2 separate regions of the Mus musculus genome follow, and region 1 is linked to region 2. A link is a loop called in an ENCODE intact Hi-C map of the cell type or tissue named here. Cell type or tissue: heart. All regions are shown on one strand. Links, peaks and the distances in the headings refer to the core of each region. The heading gives the core; the rest is flanking DNA.

Region 1 (10,504 bases), core at 1,046-9,045, 50 kb before region 2:
TCTGATTGTCCACTAAGTCACCGTCACATATGCTATCTGCTGCCCGGCTTAAAAGCATCAAGTGCTTTTTCATGTCACCTCTGCAGAGAAGAGCCAGTCTAGTTACACTACTATCCACTCCCAGCCACGCTTGCACAAGGCTCTGGTCTCTGTGGTGTAGAGAACCCCGATCCTGCCCCTTGCTGCCCTCAGTGCTCACCCTGCAGCCACAGGCTTTACATGCAGGTAGTTCTCCTGGACAAAGAGGGGTGCTATGGAATAGTCATGGAAGAAGAGATCTGACTTGTCCATCAGTGACATGTGTGCAGTCTCCTCTCCAGCTGCAAACACTTTCCGAGTGACATCAAATGGGCCCTGCCAACAAGGGGCAGAAAATGACTGAATGACCAAAACCTAATACTGGTGAAGATGACGCTGGAGCAATAGGCACCTTCACTGCCTGCTGAGGAGAATTATATGATACTTTAGGGGTTCCAAATGACCTAAAATTATGTTTACACAAAATCCTACACATAGTGTTCTAGCACTTTCATCCCAACTGTGGAATCTAGAAGTACTAAGATACTTCTTCCAGTAACCGAATGATAAATAAACTGATATATCTCAGGCCTTGGACTCAACAATTTTAATAAAAATATCAGCCATGAATGTTGGGACACACCAGTAATCCTAGCACTTAGAGATGAGGTTCAAAGCCTGCCTCAGCTACATACTGAGCTTCAGGCCAGCTCAAGTGAGTTACCAGCAATGCAATCTCAAAAGACCATACAAACAAAAAGAACAGTTCATTAAAGGACATGACGGAGCCTTGAATGTACACACTCTACTGTGGGAAAGAAGTCAATCTCCAAAGGCTGCACACTGTATGATTCCCACTACATGGCACTCAGGCAAAACCATGGAGATGGAAGACTGGTGGTTATAGAAGGAGGGGGACTGGAGAGATGACTCAGCAGTTAAGAGCACTGACTGCTGCTCTTCCAGAGGTCCTGAGTTCAATTCCCAGCAACCACATGGTGGCTCACAACCATCTGTAATGGGATCTGATGCCCTCTTCTGGTGTGTCTAAAGACAGCTGCAGTGTACTCATATACATAAAAATAAATAAACCTTTTTTTAAAAAAAGAGGAAGGAATTAAGGATGCCGAGTCTGAGCCCAGGGAAACTACTGTAGTTCTGCAGTGGTAGAACACACCACTGCCCGCCTGTGAGAAAACACAGAGTGTGCAATGTCAAGAATGAGCCCTAGTGAAGTTACTGACTGAGACTCTGGTGCAGGATGCTAAATGAAGTGTACGCTGGAGTGGCTTGCATGGGAAACCTCTGTGCCTTCTACTACATTTTGCTGCAAACTTAAAACTACTTCAAAATCTAAAGTATATCATTTCTTTTTTTAAAAAAGCTAACTATCTATAATTTTGGATAGTAAAGCAGAGCAGAGACAAGAGATAGAGACCTCTAGCTTTGGAAGTTAAACTAACGCACTTGAAACATAGAATTCCCAATAGTACAACCACGGAGGCCACAAATGCATGCAGAAGGTCCAATGGAAAAATCGCTCTCAGTGAGGAAGCATGGGGCTCATTTAAAATATCCCTTTTCATCAGTCTATAAAGATGGCCATGCTAGAAAAAAAGCTCACTGTCTACAGGTCTGACAAGTCTGTGAGCTCTAGAAGTACACCAAGAGATAATTATGTCTACAAAGCTAATATAAGCAGGACAAGAAACACCAACTTCATAACATAACTAAAAAATGGAAACTCATTTTACCAGTCTGATATCCTTCTTAGCCCTCTGAGAATCAGCCTTGGCTTGGTCATAGGTCAGGGCCTTACTTTGTGCACACCACATACTGAGATTGTGTAAAACCTAGAAAAAACACAAAGACGACAATGCCAGGATGAGAAATGGCTGCTCTTTTCCTATCCTGTGCAAGTTTCGAGAGTGGGCAGCTAAAGTACTGACAACTGCCAAGAGCTAGAAGCTGGCTCAGCTGCTCTCCCAACACCCACAAAGCAGCTCGCAGCCATCTGTAACTCCAGTTCCAGGGAGTCTGATGCCCTCTTTTGGCCTCTGCCAATCTAGACACACAAGTGGTAAGTCACATAAATACAGGCAAAATATCCACACACATAAAATAATAAAATTAAATTTAGAAAAGTAACAACTTCCCCAAAATAAATATCTAACTCACCTGTCTGACATCTTGATTAGCTCCCAAAATTATTTCATTCATAGCTGGAGGGGGGATTTTTAAACCCTCTTTAAATGCAATAGACAGCATTGCACTCTGAAATTAACAAACAAGAAAATTGTCATTGACATTTTTTTAACACATAGCATCTGCAATTCTATGGATATTTATGAGATTCTTTTAAAACTGACCCTTGAGTTGGGTTGCTTAAGCCTTTAATCCTAGCATTCAGGAGGCAGAGGCAGACAGATCTCTATTGAGTTCCAGGCCAGCCTGGTCTACAGAGAGAGCTACAGGACAGCCAGGGCTACACAGAAGCCCTGTTTTGAAAAAAAAAATTGACCCTTGAGTTTTCAGTTATCAATCATCATATCTTAGGTAAAACTCACTGGTTACCGCACTGACACTGCCTAAAGTTAAAAATCAACCTTTATATAAATATAATAATGTCATTTTAAAAATATTCTGGGCTAGTGTGCAGGCTAGTTTTACATCAACCTCACAGAAACTATCTGAGAAGAGGAAAAACTGACTGACAAAAACCTCCCTAAGATCAGGCTGTAGGCAAGCCGGAAGGGCATTTTCTTAATTAGTGACTAATGGGAAAGGGTACAGTCTATGATAGGTGGGGCCAGCCCTGGGCTGGTGGCCTGAGTTCTATAAGAAAGCAGGCTGGGCAAGCCATTCAGCAGCATCTACCATGAATCAGCTCCTGCCTCTCTCAACTCCTGACTTCCTGGCAAATAACCTTTGCCCTTCAAGTTGTCTTGTCAGTATTTCATCATAGTGACAGGAACCCTGAGACAGCAAGATGGGTACAGGCATTTCCCATCATGCCTGGTGCCTGCGACTGATCCTAGAACCCCCATAAGTGAACTGACACCCAGAAATGCCCTGTTACCTCCACATGTACACCCTACTGCATTGCATGAGCGTGCACGTGTATGCCTGTGAACACACATACTCCCAAAATTTTTTTAAATTCTTTGTAATTATAATCATCATACCTTAATCTGTTCAACTCGAGGTCTTTGGAAACGAAGATCAAAACAATAATGAACCAATGAGCGAATTTTGGGGTGGTTTCTATCATTGCACATACAAATGATGGGAATTTTAGTATGCTTTATCAGGCCTATTAGCTCCTAAAAGACAAATTTAGAATATGAGGATAATTATTTTTATAAAATAACAGATATTCAATATATTTTAGTATTTTTTAAAAGCTCTCAACTGCTACAATTATCCATGCACATAACGGTTATTTTCTTAATTAAAGCCCACAGTAAAACAGAAGCCACAGTGCTTGTGTTACCTGAATTCCACCCCTGTCTTCATTGCCTGCCATGCCATCGACCTCATCCATGATGAGGGCGTGCCTCGCACTCACGGAAGGAGCCGCTCCACCTGACCAGGGGAAAGAACACAGAACACAGTAAGAGTCAACACACATTTAAACTCCAACAGCTCCAAGAGTGAAGCCATGAAAGCAAACTCTCTTCCCAGCAGTTCACTAAAGTCCATGTAGAGATAGCCAATACATACTTAAAACCTGTGTGCATAAAAATATGTACCTTGTGGGCTTTCACTTAATACATCTTGGTTATTGATCTGTTTCCATCCATCCATCCACCCATCCATCAGTAACACTTCTCTTCTTTTTAAGATTTATTATATGTAGTGGGTATTTTGTCTGCACACCAGAAGAGGTAATGTCCATCCCCAAAACACTTCTTTTTAATGTAATTTAATATTCTCCTTTAAAATGCATAGTAATGTAGTTTATTGATAAGATATTAAGATGCTCAAGCTTTTATATCATACTAATATGTAAATATCCTCATATGTGTGCATGTGTCTACATGTGAGAGTACATTTGGCTGTATGATGAGAGCATGTGGTGTGTGTTTAAGTGTGTGAGCATGTATGTCTGTGTGTGTGTATACTTGTCTGTGTGTGCATGTGTATGTGTGTGTATGTCTATGTGTGCGTGTGTATGTGTGTCTGTGTGTGCATGTATCATTCTACACATATTAAAATATAATGACAGTTAAATTCCAAGAATTGACATAGATTAGAAATTATGTATGATTTAGACTTGAGGAAAAATGCCAGACTGCTAGTGAGTTGTATTAATTAATACTTCCAAGAGCCATGTACAGCAAGCTATATGGAAAGACTGCCCATTAGTACAGTATCTGCCTTGCAAACATAAGAACCTGGGTTCAAACCCTAGAACACACATAAAAAATCTTGGGTGTGGTGAGGTGCACACGTCTCACATCCACACACACCCACATACATATACCAAGAGACAGAAAAAGTGGGGGGATGGGAGAGGGAGGGAGGGAGAGGGAAGAAAGAGAAGGAGGGAAGGAGGAGAGAAAGAAAGAAGGGGGGAGGACTCTTCTGAGCAATTTCTTTCAAAAACTAACTTCTAACATAAAAGTACCGCAGTTCTATGGCACTCTCCACAGGCATGTGGATCCTTACCTGATACATCTTCATTTCCCCATGAACTCAGCCTTTTGGGACCACTAGTTACAACACAACCTTCCACAGTGATCACACCTTCTTGCTATAAATGGGCCCTTTCATTCTTCAAGGCTCTCTGAATCAAGTCATCCTTTTACTGCAGAGTACACAATCAGCTCCCCCCCCCCCCCACACACACACACACACAGGCTTTCGGCCTCAGTGAACGGTGCACTTCACTCTCCCCGTTCTCCTTTACAAGACTCACCTGGAACTGTCCAACATCACACACAAAATGAAAACTGTATATGCACACATTTCTATCCCAGTCTCAAAAACCTCTGAGATCACAGAGCAGAACTAATGCCCCAGAAGAGTTATGCCAAAGGCCTTTCCTATCTTGATGCCTCAGGATACTTACCACACAGGAGTGCTCATTACAGAACACTGAAGTGACTTGTTTTTCTTAAACCACATCTATAGCCACAGTTCAAAAAGGGCACATACTTGTATAAAAGCCTTTGATGCTGGTGTTGTTCAAGGATTCAGCAACAACTGCTTTCAAACTGTTCTTACTCCGAGTATCACTTGCATTTAGTTCCACATAACTGTAGCCCAATTCCTAGTCAAAATATTAAAAATCATTATTATAACAGTGCAAATGATCCTGGGCAGCAGCTGATTAAGGAACACAGAGGTTCCAAAAGTCACATTAAACATGAGTAAAAAATTAAGTATGATACCAAAAGGCCACAAATCTAATTCCCCACAGCATTAGAGATTCTTAAAACAACACATACACAGAGGAGTTTGGTTTTAAAACCACAGCTGGTAAGCTATGTATGGTGGCTCATGCCAGGGTATCAGACCACCTGCCTGTATCATAGTGGGTGTATTCAAATAACCCTTACTTAATAATGGCTGTCTTAGTTAGGGTTTCTATTGCTTTGATGAAACACCATGACTGAAAAGCAAGTTGGGGAGGAACGGGTTTATTTGGCTTACACTTCCATATCACTGTGGATCACTGAAGGAAGTCAGGACAGGGACACATACAGAGCAGAATCCTGGATTCAGGAGCTGATCCAGAGGCCATAGAGGGTCTGCTGTCTGTCCTGCTAAGCCTTTCTTATAGAACCCAGGACCATCAGCCCAGGGATGGCCCAACCCACAATGGGCTGGGCCCTCCCCCACTGATCACTAATTGAGAAAACGCCTTACAGCTGGATTTCACAGAGGTATTTCCTTACCTGAGGCTCCTTCCTTCTAAGGTCTGGCTTATGTCAAGTTTACACAAAACCAGCCAGTACCGTGGCCCTAGACAGTAAGAGGGGGAGGCAAGGAGGGTGCCAGGACACAGGAGGCAGACTAACTATATGAAGTGGCACTGCTGCAGGGCACGGTGCACAGGGCTCTGTACCACCTGCAGCCACGGCATCTCCTGAGCGCCTAGTAACACATCCTCCACCTATAAGGGAAAATGGATGTTTTTATAATAGCCAATTCAATAACAGGTTTAAGGTGGGGTTTGTTTTTTTTTTCTTTAATTTTCTTTAGATTTTTTTTAAAAAGACTTGTGTCCTGGAACTTACTATGTAGACTAGGCTGGCCTTGAATTAACCTCGAGATTCACCTGCTTCCTCAATGCTGGGATTATAGGCATGCACTACCACACCCAGCCAGAATAATAGCATTAAAAAAAAAAAAAAAAAGAAGTGACAAACACCACTAAAGCCAAAGAAAATTCTAAAGTTTGACTTTAGAAAAATATACACTGTAGATTAACACAGACACACACACACGCACACACACACACACACACACACACGAGCTGATCACTGCACTATGACAGGGCACCCACCTGACACACAAGAGAAGCTGTAGTGGTTTTGCCAACACCTGGAGGGCCAGACAGCAGAGCTGCCTTGAAACTGGAGCCATCATCTTTGCTGGCAAGTTTGCCAAACTTTGCTGCTAGGGAAGAGAAGTTCCAGAGCATTAACATGCACCATATTTCAGACACTCCAGATCAGAAGGAACCATTTATGAACTGCCCGAGAGCTTTGCAAAGCAGAGAGGAGAGTGCAGACCAAAAGCAAATGGCAATGTAATGAGGCTGTAGGTCACTGTGCCAGTGCTTACCTCAGCTTCTTCCAGTTTCCTTAAGGGCCCTGGGCATTCTCTCTCTCACAGGCCTTCAGACACTGGCACTGGTTGTTCCTCCAGCCCAATACCACACCCATCTCCCTTAGCCCAGCTGTCTGCTACCTGGACTCCAAGGTCGCTCCAGGGCTGAGCGCTCACACCCTCTTCCTTGACTACACACCAGCATCCCCAGAGCTAGCTCCCTGTACTTACCCTACAAAAGCACTTGGCACATGCATTTTAACAGCTGGCTCATAATCTCCCCACTCTCTGGGGGCCCCTGAAGGGCCTGCTTTGTTCACAGAAGCACCACCAGGGCCTAGAGCACTTGGGCACTCAACAAGCCTCGATAAATACTTGATGACAGGCAAATGAACCATGCATGAGCCTTTGGCCATGAATACAACTGAGCACTACATATGTTGACAGACACACAGAAAATGACTAAAGTTGTGAAATCACCATGTTTTTTCTCTTCAGGAGAACTCTTGTGCCAGTTTCTGAGCCAACGTAGTAATTTGTTGGCACAGCTCTGGTCACCCTGCTGTCCGATTATGTTCTTGAGTGAGGCGGGCTTGTACTTATCCACCCAGAGCAGACATTCCTCTTTGTTGCTACTGCGGTTGCCATGTGTCTCCTTGACATCCAGGCCCCTTGGGCACGTGCTTGCCTCCTTCTTCACTGCCTTCATAGGACTGTTCTTTAGGAGAGTCAGCTTGCACTTTTTAGACTCTGACTCCTTCTTGGCTGGACTAATTTTTCTTTTTCCTTGATCATTTTTTTGGGGTGTTCGCTCCAATTTGGACTTTTCTTTCTTCATCTGCAGGGGAAATCAAAAAGGCCTGATGAAACACAGAAGATTCCTGTCCTGCCACACACTCCCCAGAGGCAAACTGACACAGCCAAGTGACTGGGCTGCTGTCACAATGGGCTATCAGTGTCTGCAGTCACCATTTTCCAAACTTCACAAACATTAACAACACGCCCAGAAAGCCAATACAGTCATCATTTTTAAAATAAAGACAGGATCATGAGGTAAACAACTTGCTTTAAAGCTTCTTGACTACGTAAAACCAACGTCTCCTCTAAAACGCACATATACAACGTCACAGCAGTGCTGTGTTACATGGTGCACATGCGCATTACAGCCATAAAAGAAGAGCCCAAACATCCACTGGGGAACTCAGCATAAACAAAAAATGACTGAGATCCACCCAATGGAATATTATTTAACTATAAAAAGGAATGGATACTAATATATACAACTTGGTTCGCCTAGAAACCATTACAGAAAATAAAAGGGCTAAAACCAGAAAATTTTACTTATACAAAATGTCCAAAATAGGTAAATCCTTAGAACAGAGCATAGTGGCCACCAGGCAGAGGGTATGACAAGCGACTATCATTAAGTATAGGATTTCTTTTTGGAGGTAATGACAGAGTCTGGAATGAGATGCAGTAACTGGGTCAACAAGATGGCTCACTGGGTAAAGGCACTTGCCACCAAGCCTACTGACCTAACTTCAATCCTCAAAACCCTCACTGTGAAAGGACAGAACCAACTCAAGGAAGATGTCCTCTGACCTTCACATGTACCCAGACATAAATACATGTAGTCAATAATAAATAAATGTAATTTTTTAAATTGTATGTACATTGCTGTTCTGCCTCCATGTATGAGTAGGGTCCCTGGAGCTGGAGTCACAGACAGTGTCACTCAGTTGCCATGTGAGTGCTGCAAATTGAACCTGGGTTCCCTGAAAGAGGAGCCAATGCTCTTAACTGCTGAGCCACTTCTTTAGCCCCCTAAATAAATGTAATTTTTTAATTAAATACTAATGATCACTGCACAGGTATGAATTACATTTTTTAAAAAGCGAGTTTAAAAAAATGGAAATAATATCTTAATTTCTAAAACAGTTAAACGCCTTCCAGCAATGCTAGAACTTATTATAACTACCTAGTTAGGGCGGAGGTTTCTGGAGATATAAGGTAACTATCCACTCAGCAAAGCTATAAGCTACAGAGCAGAAAGTCTTCTCACTCACGGAGACCCGCAGACACGATCTCAACCAACTGATCAAGGTATATCATTATCGTGTGTGAGACACACTGAGCAGGACACAATATCGTGTTCTTCCCAAACTGGGTAACACAACCTAACTGTGAGAAACATCACACGATGCTATGACAGTCTACAAACAGCTAAGCAGAAGAAACTGAGGAAACAGAACCACCGTAGGCTGGAGGAGGCTGAAGCAGTGCAAGCCAATAGGACCCTGGAGCAGACAAAGGACAACAGGAACCAATGTGCCGTGAGGCGAAAACACACTGTATCACACTGCACTTGTTACAGCTCAACCATGGTTACAGAGCACACTTCATTCCTAGGACTTTTCTACTGGAATAATCTGGGTGGACAATCTAGTCACATTGGTGACACTCTAGGGACAAGAATCTTGGCATGCAGGCAGACAGTGGAATAAATGTGACAGCACTGGTAGATACAAACACAGACAATGGAAGAGTTCAGAAGTCCTGCCAACTTGGTAGACTAAGCCCATCCTGCCCACAGCCTAGCTATGCAAGCCAACACTTTCTTCTTCTCTTTCCTTTTCTTTTCTTTTCCCTTTCTTATACAGATTGGTTTCTGTTAATTGAAAAACTCCTAATAAAGTTTTCACTAAAGATGCTAAAGCCCAGCAGTAAAAACACTTCCTTCAGATACAAATTGGAAAGGAAGAAGTCAAAATATCATTATTTGCAGATGATATGATAGTATATATAAGTGATCCTAAAAATTCCACCAGAGAACTCCTAAACCTGATAAACAGCTTCACTGAAGTAGCTGGATATAAAATTAACTCAAACAAATCAATGGCCTTTCTCTACACAAAGGATAAACAGGCTGAGAAAGAAATTAGGGAGACAACACCCTTCACAATAGTCACAATATAATATAATATATAAATACCTTATATATATAAATATTTATATAATATATAAATAGTCACAATATAATATAATATATAAATACACAATATAATATAAAATACCTTGGGGTGACTCTAACTAAGGAAGTGAAAGATCTGTTTGATAAGAACTTCAAGTCTCTGAAGAAAGAAATCAAAGATCTCAGAAGATGAAAAGATCTCCCATGCTCATGGATTGACAGGATCAATATAGTAAAAATGGCTATCCTTGACAAAAGCAATCTACAGATTCAATACAATCCCCATCAAAATTCCAACTCAATTCTTCAACGAATTAGAAAGGGCAATTTGCAAATTCATCTGGAATAACAAAAAACCTAGGATAGCAAAAACTATTCTCAATGATAAAAGAATCTCTGGTGGAATCACCATGCCTGGCCTAAAGCTGTACTACAGAGCAATTTTGATTAAAAACTGCATGGTACTGGTATAGCAACAGACAGGTAGGCCAATGGAATAGAATTGAAGACCCAGAAATGAACCCACATACCTATGGTCACTTGATCTTTGACAAGGGAGCTAAAACCATCCAGTGGGGAAAAGACAGCATTTTCAACAAATGGTGCTGGCACAACTGGCGGTTATCATGTAGAAGAATGCAAATTGATCCATTCTTATCTCCTTGTACTAAGGTCAAATCTAAGTGGATTAAGGAACTCCATATAAAACCAGGGACAGTGAAACTTATAGAGGAG
Region 2 (10,504 bases), core at 1,492-9,491:
ATGTATAATTTGCCAAGAACTGGGCTTGAGGCTGACTGCTTTATTGCTTCTGTAGGAAATGACAGTTTCTAACCAGTTTCGCCCTTTAAAATGGTATGGTGATTCTTCACTCAAACAGTGGGGATTTCTTAGAAATACAAAGGGAAGAAAAAGGGAAGGACAGAGATGATGCCAGCGACTCCACAGAACCAGCAAAACCCTAAGCTAATATTTAGGAAGCAAGCAAGACAGCTTGGAGGGTAAAGACAACTGCTGTCAGCCCAAGGACCTCTGTTCTAGCCCTGAAGCCTACACAGGGAAAGGAGAACGCCCACACGTTGTCCTGACTTCCACACCTATACATACATGCACATATATGCACAAAAAAAGAAACAAAACAAAGTTACGATAATTAGGGTCCTGGTTTTCAACTTGTTTTTTACACCACAGACTAAAGAAAACAAAATATTGAGAATGAATCAACTGGCAGGGCAGTCGTGCGCGTGCAGGAAAGTCTGCCCTGTACTTACTGCTCGGTCCTTTTCTCTCTCTCCACCCTACTCCTCAATCCCCAGACCCAAAGGTAGAGAAACCACAGCACCCTCATCTATCTTAGCAGACATGCACTAACTCTACACTTGCAAACGTTTCACACCCTGGGTAGGGCTGACTGCCTCCACTGCGAGACTGTGAGGCCTTAAGCATAACATGCAAGGTGAGCAGCCTGGCTCCTAGAGCGCGGTGTCACCTTACTCTCCCGAGTGAGTAACACTTCCTGTCTAGTATTGCAGGTGTTCAACGCCTTGATGAAATGCGGAACAAGCCAAGTGATATGCCAAATAAAGGGCCAAGGCCCTCGCTCACTCAGCTGCCCGTGGAGTTCTGCTGAATGGGGAGTTAGAAAGGGGCTAACTCTTTTTTCACTTACTTCTTCTGTATGCGTGACTATGTATGTACGTGGGGACACATCGGTGGAGGTCCAAGGACAACTTTCAGGAGTCACTTCTCTCCTTCCATAACATGGGTCTCAGGAGTCAACAGGCTTGGTAGCAAGTACCTTTTCTCGATAATTAATCAAGCCAACCCGAGAAAAAGAAGTTATTTTTTACATTTTCTTTTACAATTTTGACAATGACAAGACCTTCTTCTAAGTGGATTAATATGATGCTCAAACATCCATAAAGACAGATTTCCCAGGCACGGTGATGCTTACCTGTAATCTCACTTTGAAGGCTGAGGCAAAAGAAATATAAGTTCGATGCCAGCCAACTACCACAGAGTTAAGTCCCTGTCTTAAAAACAGAAAGTAGCTGGGCGGTGGTGGCGCACGCCTTTAATCCCAGCACTCGGGAGGCAGAGGCAGGCAGATTTCTGAGTTCGAGGCCAGCCTGGTCTACAGAGTGAGTTCCAGGACAGCCAAGACTACACACAGAAACCCTGTCTCAAAAAACCAGAAAAAAAAAAAAAAGAAATGGAAAGGTGGCTGACACCTTTAATCACTTTAGAACCAGCCTGGTCTACACAGTGAGTTCTAGGACAGCCAGAGCTACATAACAGAGACCTTGTCTCAAAAGAAAGGAAGGAAGGAAAGAGAGGAGGAAGTGGGGCAGGTGTGGAACACTTAATCCCAGCCAAAGTAATCGGCTAGAATGTAAATTCAAGTGCAACATAGTGAGTTCCAGACCAGTCAGGACATCATAGACAGCTCTTGTCTCAAAAGGAAGGGAGGGAGGAGGGAGGGATGAAGAGAGGGAGGAGGGAGGGATGAAGAGAGGGAGGAGGGAGAGGGGAGACGGAAAGGGGGAAGGGGAAGAAGGAAGGGAAGGAGAGAAAGGAGGATGAAACTAAGCATGGAGATGCACAAGGGCAACCCCCAGCACTCTGAAGGCAGCCAAGGGAGGATCATGAGTTCAAAGTCAGCTATCAAAGCAATTCAAGGCTAATTACATCTACATGAGACAGATAGGCAACAGCCACAGAAATGGAAAATGCAGAACTAAGCCAGATGCTGGGTAAACCTAGTGAAAAGGACCAACATGGAAGGCCCACGACCTTCTTCACAGCAGCCATCAAACTAAAGCTCCACTGGGTCATTCTGTATCCTAGGAGAATCACTGTCCTCACCACATTACAGAGGCTGCCATCTAAGACAGTGACAGAGACACGGGAACAAACCCTGACTCACTCCGCCTTTCGGTGAGAGGGAAAGCTCACACAGTGCTGGGCAGCTAGGAAGCAGCAGTCTACAATTTTGTCCTGGCCAGACAGAAATCCAAGGATGAAGGTGCTAGAGGTTAAAGTGTGTGCTGCTCTTGCAGAAGACCTGAATTCAACTCCCAGCACTTACGCAGGGTGACTCACAACCACCTGTAACTCTAGCTCTAGGGGATCTGATGTCCTCTTCTGGCCTCAACAGGCACATGAACTCACAAGCACATACCTACAGAGATGCACACATATACATAATATAAAAATAATAAATCTAGGGCTGGAGAGATAGCTCAGTGGTTAAGAGCACTAGCTGTTCTTCCAGAGGACCCAGATTCAATTCCCAGCACCCACATGACAGCTTACAACTGTCTTTAACTCCTGTTCCAACACCCTCACATAGACATACATGCAGTCAAAACACCAAAGTACATAATAAAAAATAATATAATAATAATATAATATAAATAAATAATAAAATATAATAATAATAATAATAAGAGAGAGAAATTCAAGGGTGGGCCTAGAAAACTGTAGAACATTTGGTCAAAGAATGAGCCAAACAGACTAGAAAGGGTTAGAAGGCAACGCTCAGAACAGGTGTTCTACAGCATCTTAGGAATGATGCCAGGTCAGTTTCCTGGAGAGGTGCCTGGAACAGGAAGGACACACATGCCTGGAATGGCAGGAATCCCCCAAAGGTTCTTGCAGCTATGTAGGATCCAGAAGTGACTGTGGTCTTTTAGATGTGTTAGGGAAACAAGTAAATACGGCAAGTATCTGAACACTCAAAGCTTATGAATCTCATCAGTAAACGTCCAGTTGACTTTAGAGTGATGAAGCTCTCATCTAACGGACAGCTAAGCAACCCAAACCAGTCTTGGCCATCCCGAGCAGAACTACACTTTGATGCTAATCTCTACCCCTTGACCAAATACAGCTTAACATTGTTACCTGAGCACTCGTTCAAATCATGTTTTTCTAGTAGGAATTATAAATTTTCAACTTATTACAGCCCTGGGAGCTTGAACCTGAGGTCTTGCCCACACTAAACAAGTACTCTACCACTAAGCTCCATTCCTGGCCCATTTCTTATCTTTGAGACAAGGTTCATTAAAATGCCCAGGCTAGCCTTGAAAGCATTCTGTAATCTAAGCAGGGCCTGACCTTGTGGCCTTCCTGCCTTAGCCTCTCTGTGGCTACAGTTACAGCTTGCACCACCAGGGATGGCCCAATACTTTTTAAACTAAAAATTTATTAAATGGAATAGAGATGGTTTAGTGCTAAAGAGCACTGGCTGCTCTTCCAAAGGACCTAAGTTCACATCTCAGCAGTCACATGGTGGCTAACAACCGTCTGGGTCCAGAGAGTCCAATACTTTCTCTTGGCCTTTTAAGGGCATTGTAGTCGCATGTTACAGACACACATCCAAACAAAAACATCCACACACATAAAATAAAAATAAGTTTAAAAAAGGAAAAAAAACTTTTTGGTGGTGGTGCATATCCTTAATCCTTGTACCTGGAGCAGACAGATCTCTGTAAGTTCAAGGCCAGCCTGGTCTATCAGGTAAAACAAGACTATGTAGTGAGACCCTATTTCCGAAAAACAAAATCAAAAACAAGAACAAACAGAAAAAAAAATGCAAGAGGACATATAAATTACTGAACGAAATAAATATTATGAGTACTAAAACAAACTTCACTAGGCATGGTGGCACACGTATGCAATTGCAGCACTGGGAAGCTGAAAGCAGGACTATCAAGTTCAAAGCCAGTCAGGGCTATGAAACAACTACCAGGCAGGGCTGGTGAGATGGGTCAGCAGTTAAGAGCACCGACTGCTCTTCTCAAGGTCCTGAATTCAAATCTCAGCAACCACATGGTGGCTTACAATCATCTGTAACAAGATCTGACGCCCTCTTCTGAAGTGTCTGAAGACAGCTACAGTGTACTTACATGTAATAAAGAAATTTAAAATAATAAGTACCAGGCCAGAAAGGGCTAGACAAGCATACATACTCCCCCAGGAAACCCTTGATTGGGATTTTTGCTATGACTGTTCTTGCTGTTTTTTGTTTTAAGAAAATGTAAGCAGGCGGTGGAGAGACATCTCAGCTGTAAGAGTGCATGCTATGCAAACATGAGGGCCTAAGTTCAAATCCCCAAACCCACACAAAGATCCAAGCATGAGTGCACACATGTGTAAGCCCAGCACTGAGATGGGAGCATAGACAAGAGGACTGGGGCTGGCTAGCTCGAAGTTCAGTGAAAGGCCCTATCTCAAAAAAAAAATAGGGTGAAGAAAAACAGCAGGATGCCAGGGGTCTTCCTCTGGACAGACAGACACACGGACACACACACACAGACATGGGTGGATACACAGAGAGATATTAAATTAGCACTGTGTATTACTCTGAACTAAATTATTAAAATTCACTTCTATATTAGACGCCTGACTTGTGTCACATTACCATATTGTGGCTACAAAAGACAAAAACAACTTTCACTTTTAGTAGGCCACTTCCTCTCCTTCAAAATTGGCTTTTAGCCACACAAATTACTTTTTTTAGAAATCAAAACTGTCACTACACACAGCAAACATGATTGTTTTAGCTAAGTTTAGCACTGCCTCAAGCACCTCCCTGAGGAGGACACCATGAGCTAGCCAAGTGTGGTCTTTACAAAGGTGGAGTGAGACGACTACACGGGACACGAGACACAACTGTATGTCCCGGGAAGAAAACTGCTCTATGGTCCCTCCAGATTCCCTTTCACTCAGGCCACCACTAAATACTTCTCAGCGCCTTGGACAGACCAGGATCAGTGCTCAGTGCTCAGAAGAAAAGACACAGGAAAGAGAAGAACATAAACAAAACAAAAGCCCCTCCATTCCCACAGAGCCTCCATCTGTCTGCTCTCTGTCTGTCCTTAGAGAACACAAGCTGAGCAGAGAAAAATAAAGCCCAGCTGGGAAGAGAAACCAGGCCTCTATATCTCTTCCTGACACTTCCTCACAGGCTCTTCTTAACAATAAAAAAAAAAAAAAAAATGTCTGTCTATTTGTGGGGATTCTCTGTGTAGCCCTGGCTGTCCTAGACCTCACTCTATAGACCAGGCTGGTCTCAAACTCAGAGATCCACCTCCCAAGTGCTGGGACTAAAGGGGTACACTACCATCACCAGGTGACAAGGCTGGGATAATTCAGAGAATACAATAGAGTCTCTTAAACACTCATCATAGACAGTTTCAGGTCCCTGATCCAAAATTACAAAATTAAAAAAAAAAAAAAAAAAAGAAAGAAAGAAAGAAAAAACTGAGTACAACATGGAAATAATTATCTAATCAGGTTTAAAACACTAAGGTCTCTTTCTTTTCTTTTAGGCTTTTTTTTGGGAGGGGAGGGGGGGTTTCAAGACAGGGTTTCTCTGTGTAGCCCTGGCTGTCCTGGAACTCACTTTGTAGACCAGGCTGGCCTCGAACTCAGAAATCCACCTGCCTCTGCCTCCCGAGTGCTGGGATTAAAGGCGTGTGCCACCACGCCCTGCAGTCTCTCTTTTCACACTGGCTAGAGTGGGGCAACTAGTGTCTGACACTGATGGTACCATTTATTTCAGATTTCTGACATTGACCACAGCTAACATACTGGGATTGTTGTCCTCATTCATCTGGAGATTAACATTTCACAAATGATTTCTAATCCAAAAATATCAAATTTCAACTATCTATGTGATCACATAACTTAAGTTCAAACCAAAAACAGACCTATGATATAATACAGTAAAGGACCATGTTTCTAATGGCTACCTTACCATCCTGAAAAAAAAAAAAAAAAAAAAAAAAAAAACTAAAATAATCCAAGGTTTCACATATAGCCCTGACTGGTCTGGAATTGGCTATGTAGACTCAGGATGCTCTGCCTCTGCCTTTTGAGTACTGTCACCACACCCAATCATGAAATCTTTTAATAATTTAAATACAAAGTCATGAACAAAAATATTTTTAATAAATTTATTTATTTGATGAGAATGAGTGTTTAGCCTGCATGTATGTGTGCATGTCATATACGTGCCTGGCGCCTATAGTGATCAGAAGAGGCTTCGGGTCTCCTGGAAATGGAGTTATGGGAAGGTTATGAGCCTCTATGTGGGCTCTGGGAACTGAACCCAGGTCCTCTGCCAGAGCAGCAAGTGCCCTTAACCATTGAGCCATCTCTCCAGCCCCTAGAGTAGTAGTTCTCACCCTTCCTAACCATGTTACTACTTCATAACTGTAATTTTGCTACTGTTATGAATTGTAATGTAAATAGCTGTTTTCCAGCGGTCTTTGGTGATTTCTGTGAAAGGGTTGTTCAACAACCCCCAAGGGGGTGTGACCACCAAGTTGAGAACTGCTACTCGGGAAAATGACAGTAACTCTTACCTTATTGATATTTTTATTGGGATTACAAAGTTCATTCACACATCAAATATTCATGGAAAATGTAACATATGCCAGATACTACAGAGCAGTTCTCTGTCCCTGCGGCATCTACCCTTGCAGAGACTGACAAATAAAATGCTCCAAAATAATCAGTAAAATGTTCCAAAACATATGTGTGTGTGTGCCAAAGAAACACAGTCTATACCGGCACATCAGAAAGTTTACACAGTCTATACCGGCACATCAGAAAGAAACACAGTCTATACCGGCACTTCAGAAAGTTTACACAGTCTATACCGGCACTTCAGAAAGTTTACACAGTCTATACCGGCACATCAGAAAGTTTACACAGTCTATACCGGCACATCAGAAAGTTTACACAGTCTATACCGGCACATCAGAAAGTTTTCAGCTTGCATAAGCCTGATGAGTGGTATTTTCCCCAGAAGTATTCAAAATGAAGCACACACACAAAACTCCAAATACAGGTGTGGGATGTAACTCAGGAGAAAATATTTGTCTATAATCCATAAGGCTTAGGTCCACTCGCTAGCACTGAAGAGGTGGGAGGAGGGGCGAGGGGCAGGAGAGCTAGTGTGATGACACAGTGGGTAAAAGTGCTTGTCACCAACCCTGATACCCTAAGTTCAATTTCCAAGTTGCCTCTGACCTCCACACATGTACTGTGGCAGGCATGTATGCACACACAATAAATTAATAAAATAAGTCAGTAAATCGGTGTGCCTGGTTACATAAATAAATTGTGGCTGGGCAGAGCGATACATTCCTATAGGCCCAGCACTTGGAAGGTACAGGCAGCAGATGGAACTCAAGTTCAAGGTCACTCTCAGTTCCACAACAGCCTGGGACATATGAGACTCTGCCTCATAGGACAATAAATAAACAAAGTCAATGTGCTTAATTCACAGAACAAGTCTACAAGTTGTTAACCCTACTAAGAAACTGAGAATGCCAAGAAGCCATTCTCTAGCAAAAGTTTTAAAACTGAAGAGTGGGCCAGCAGTGGTGGTACAGGCCTTAAATCCTGGCACTCAGGAGGCAGGGAAGACAAATCTCAGAGTTCCTAGACAGCGTGGCCAGAGCTAAACAGAAAAACCCTGTCTCAAAAAACCCAAAAATAAATAAATAAGCATACTGACTGACTGAAAGTTAGTTCTGGAGGAATACCTTATAGTGACAGCACTTTCTACTCTTCCAGGACCTGAGTTATCCCCAGCATTTCTGTCAGGGGTTTATATTCAATCACCTGTAACTGTAGCCTCCAAGGTAACTCACACTTACGACATTCACTCAGACACGCACAAATACACGTAAATAAAAACCAATATTTAAATTGAAGACTGACCTAAACATAAGGGGGAAACAGCTAACCATCCCTTCAACCCCAGCCCTGGGGAGTGTGAGGCAAGAGCATGAGACCACCCTCGACTACTTGGCAAAGCCATCTCAACAGAGAGAAAGGCAGGGACAGAGACAGAGAGAGGCAGGTCCCATCTCTACGGTGTATTAACAATTCTGCAAGATGACTTGACTAGAAATTAGTGTTGCAAATCAGGCAACCCAAGTATAATTTTGATAAACACAGATCAAACTAAATTACCAGATTTTGTCAGGTACTGAAAAGAAGATGGGTACGTTTTCTAATTTTTAATCTGTACTAAGACATTTCCAAGTTGGTTTCAAATCTACTAGCATAAGTAGAGATGAAAAACAAAACTTTTTACTATACCCTCACAAACCCAGAAGAAATGCAGCATTAGATGAACTTCGGCTTCAGAAACCCTGGAGTATAAACACTGATGCACGTTGCTCTGAAGCAGACAGAAGCAGCTCTCATTACTGTTCTGCACTTGTTAGGAGCTCAACCAGCAGATGTGGTAGATGTGAAAGGAGAGAGGGCACAAACTATGTCACTGTCATTTGCCTTTGATGCTCTGCAGAGCAGCTGACACGGCAATACACATTGGTCTTACTTCTCTATTTTAAAATGAGCAAAGAAATACAAATATTGTTTAACATTCTAAATGACCCACCAAATTCACAAGAAAAATTATCATCAACATACTTCACAAAGACTACTCAAATATTTAACAAGCTTCTACTTTGTAAACCACTAAAATGCAAAACTATATTTCTTTTCTTTAGGTTTTGGTTTTTCAAAACAGGATTTCTCTGTATAGCTCTGTTTGTCCTGGAATTCACTCTAAGGACCACCCTGGCCTTGAACTCAGAGATCCTCCTGCCTCAGCCTTTCCCATTCGTACTAGAATTTGGCCTACCAGGTATGAAATATATAGGTACAAGTTTATTCTTTATTCATCCCTGTTTTCTATCAGGTATGAAATGTAAACATCCAAGTTTATTCTTTATTATTTTGCATGAGGGCTATCTGGCCTCTTTTGTTTATTTTGTTTTATTTGTTTTTTGGAGACAGGGTTACTCTGTGTAACAACAGAGCCCTGGCTCTTTGTAGACCAGACTAGCCTTGAACTCACAGAGATCAGCCTGCCTGAGTGTCAAGATTAAAGGTATGTGCCACCATGACTGGCTTCGGCTTTTTTTTTAATAGACTATTGAATTCTCTGACACCTCTGTCAAAGACAAAAAGCTGGAGACTCAAGTTCAACAATTCCCAGAGCAAAGTTAGTCTCTGTCTCCAGATGAGCTTCAGAAGAGAGGAAAAGCCCCTAAAATGGTCCATGTGCCTATATGCATTTCTGCCACTCAGAAATTTTGCATACCTCTCACCACACTTCTCAAAGGGAACAGTGGCCCATGCAGAAGTTAAGAACCTCTGTCCTATAACTATGCACAGGTGTTCAATAAACACTCGTTAAACTGAACTTTATTCTGGGGTTCTGCTAGGCTTCTTTTTGTGTTAACTGCTAGAGGACTAAATTGAACACCAATATAATATATAATTTTTTTAAATATTTGCTTTATCTGTTTATGTGGATGGCTGCTTTGCCTGTGTATATGCATGCATACCATGTACACGCCTGGTGCCCCTGAAGCTCAGGGGACTTTGAATCCTCCTCAGACTGGAGCTAGAGATGGTTGTGAGCCTCCATGTGGCTGCTGGGAACCAAACCCAGGTCCTCTACAAGAGCAACAAGAGCTCTTAACAGCTGAGCCACCTATCCCACCCCAAATACATATGTACGGATGTATGTATTTTATATGTGTATGTGGACATGAGTACAAGTGCCCTCAAGGACCAGGTGCCTTGAATCCCTGGGAGCTGGAGTTACAGGCAGCTGTTAGCCACCTACTGTCAGAAGCATCTATGCCCCTACCCCCTTTTTTTTCTCCTAATTTTCTGAGATAGGGTCTCATGAACTGCAGGCTGAACGGGAACTACGTAACAGAGATTGGTCTTTAACTCCTGATCCTTCTGCCTCTGCTGCACAAGCACTGGCTAAGAGCATGACCAGCTTCTTATGCCCTTAAGAACTGATGCAAACACCTACAAAAGTTCTCACCAAATAAAAAGGACAGGCTGGACATGGTGGTGCATACCTTTGATCCCATCAGAGGCCACAGAAGCAGAGGCAGAAGGATCTGTTAGTTCAAGGCCAGCATGGTTTACATAGCAGTTCCAGATCACTCAGATACACAGTAAGACCCTGTCTAGGATCCTTTCTGAAAAACAGATTATTGCAGCTGGAACAACTATATAATGCCTACTACATGCCAAGCTCCAGAATCAAAGCTGTGCATACACTGTTCCTCTCATTGAACCTGCAGCAGGCGGGTGATTCATTCGCGGAGGCTGGCAGTCATGAGCACCAGGGATCCACCTAGCTCCCTTCCTCCCTCAACACTGGGGTTACAAATGCATACAACCACACCTGCATTTTGAGTGCTGGGGACCC

The links. Hi-C counts contacts between places; a loop is a spot of excess contacts. Peaks named below come from ENCODE experiments on the same cell type or tissue, not always from the same donor. Only the 100,000 strongest peaks of a DNase experiment are listed, where the experiment ranks them.
Region 1: it touches region 2 in a loop (5-fold over the local background); 2 of 42 quality-filtered maps call a loop at or near these places.

Annotation. Positions count from the first base shown.
Region 1 is chr5:65,272,179-65,282,682 of GRCm38, forward strand. Rfc1 (replication factor C (activator 1) 1) reads right to left here. Exons shown (of 25, transcript NM_001347357.1): 13 at 7,279-7,636; 14 at 6,533-6,645; 15 at 5,179-5,293; 16 at 3,512-3,603; 17 at 3,204-3,341; 18 at 2,197-2,292; 19 at 1,773-1,871; 20 at 200-354; 21 at 1-80. Among named protein-coding and RNA genes, the nearest start is that of Rfc1, 58 kb to the right of the region's middle. In heart, for the core only: no CTCF peak of the experiment used is centred there; no DNase peak of the experiment used is centred there.
Region 2 is chr5:65,321,640-65,332,143 of GRCm38, forward strand. All of the region lies in intron 1 of Rfc1 (replication factor C (activator 1) 1), which reads right to left. Among named protein-coding and RNA genes, the nearest start is that of Rfc1, 8.7 kb to the right of the region's middle. In heart, for the core only: no CTCF peak of the experiment used is centred there; a DNase peak (open chromatin) is centred at 4,862.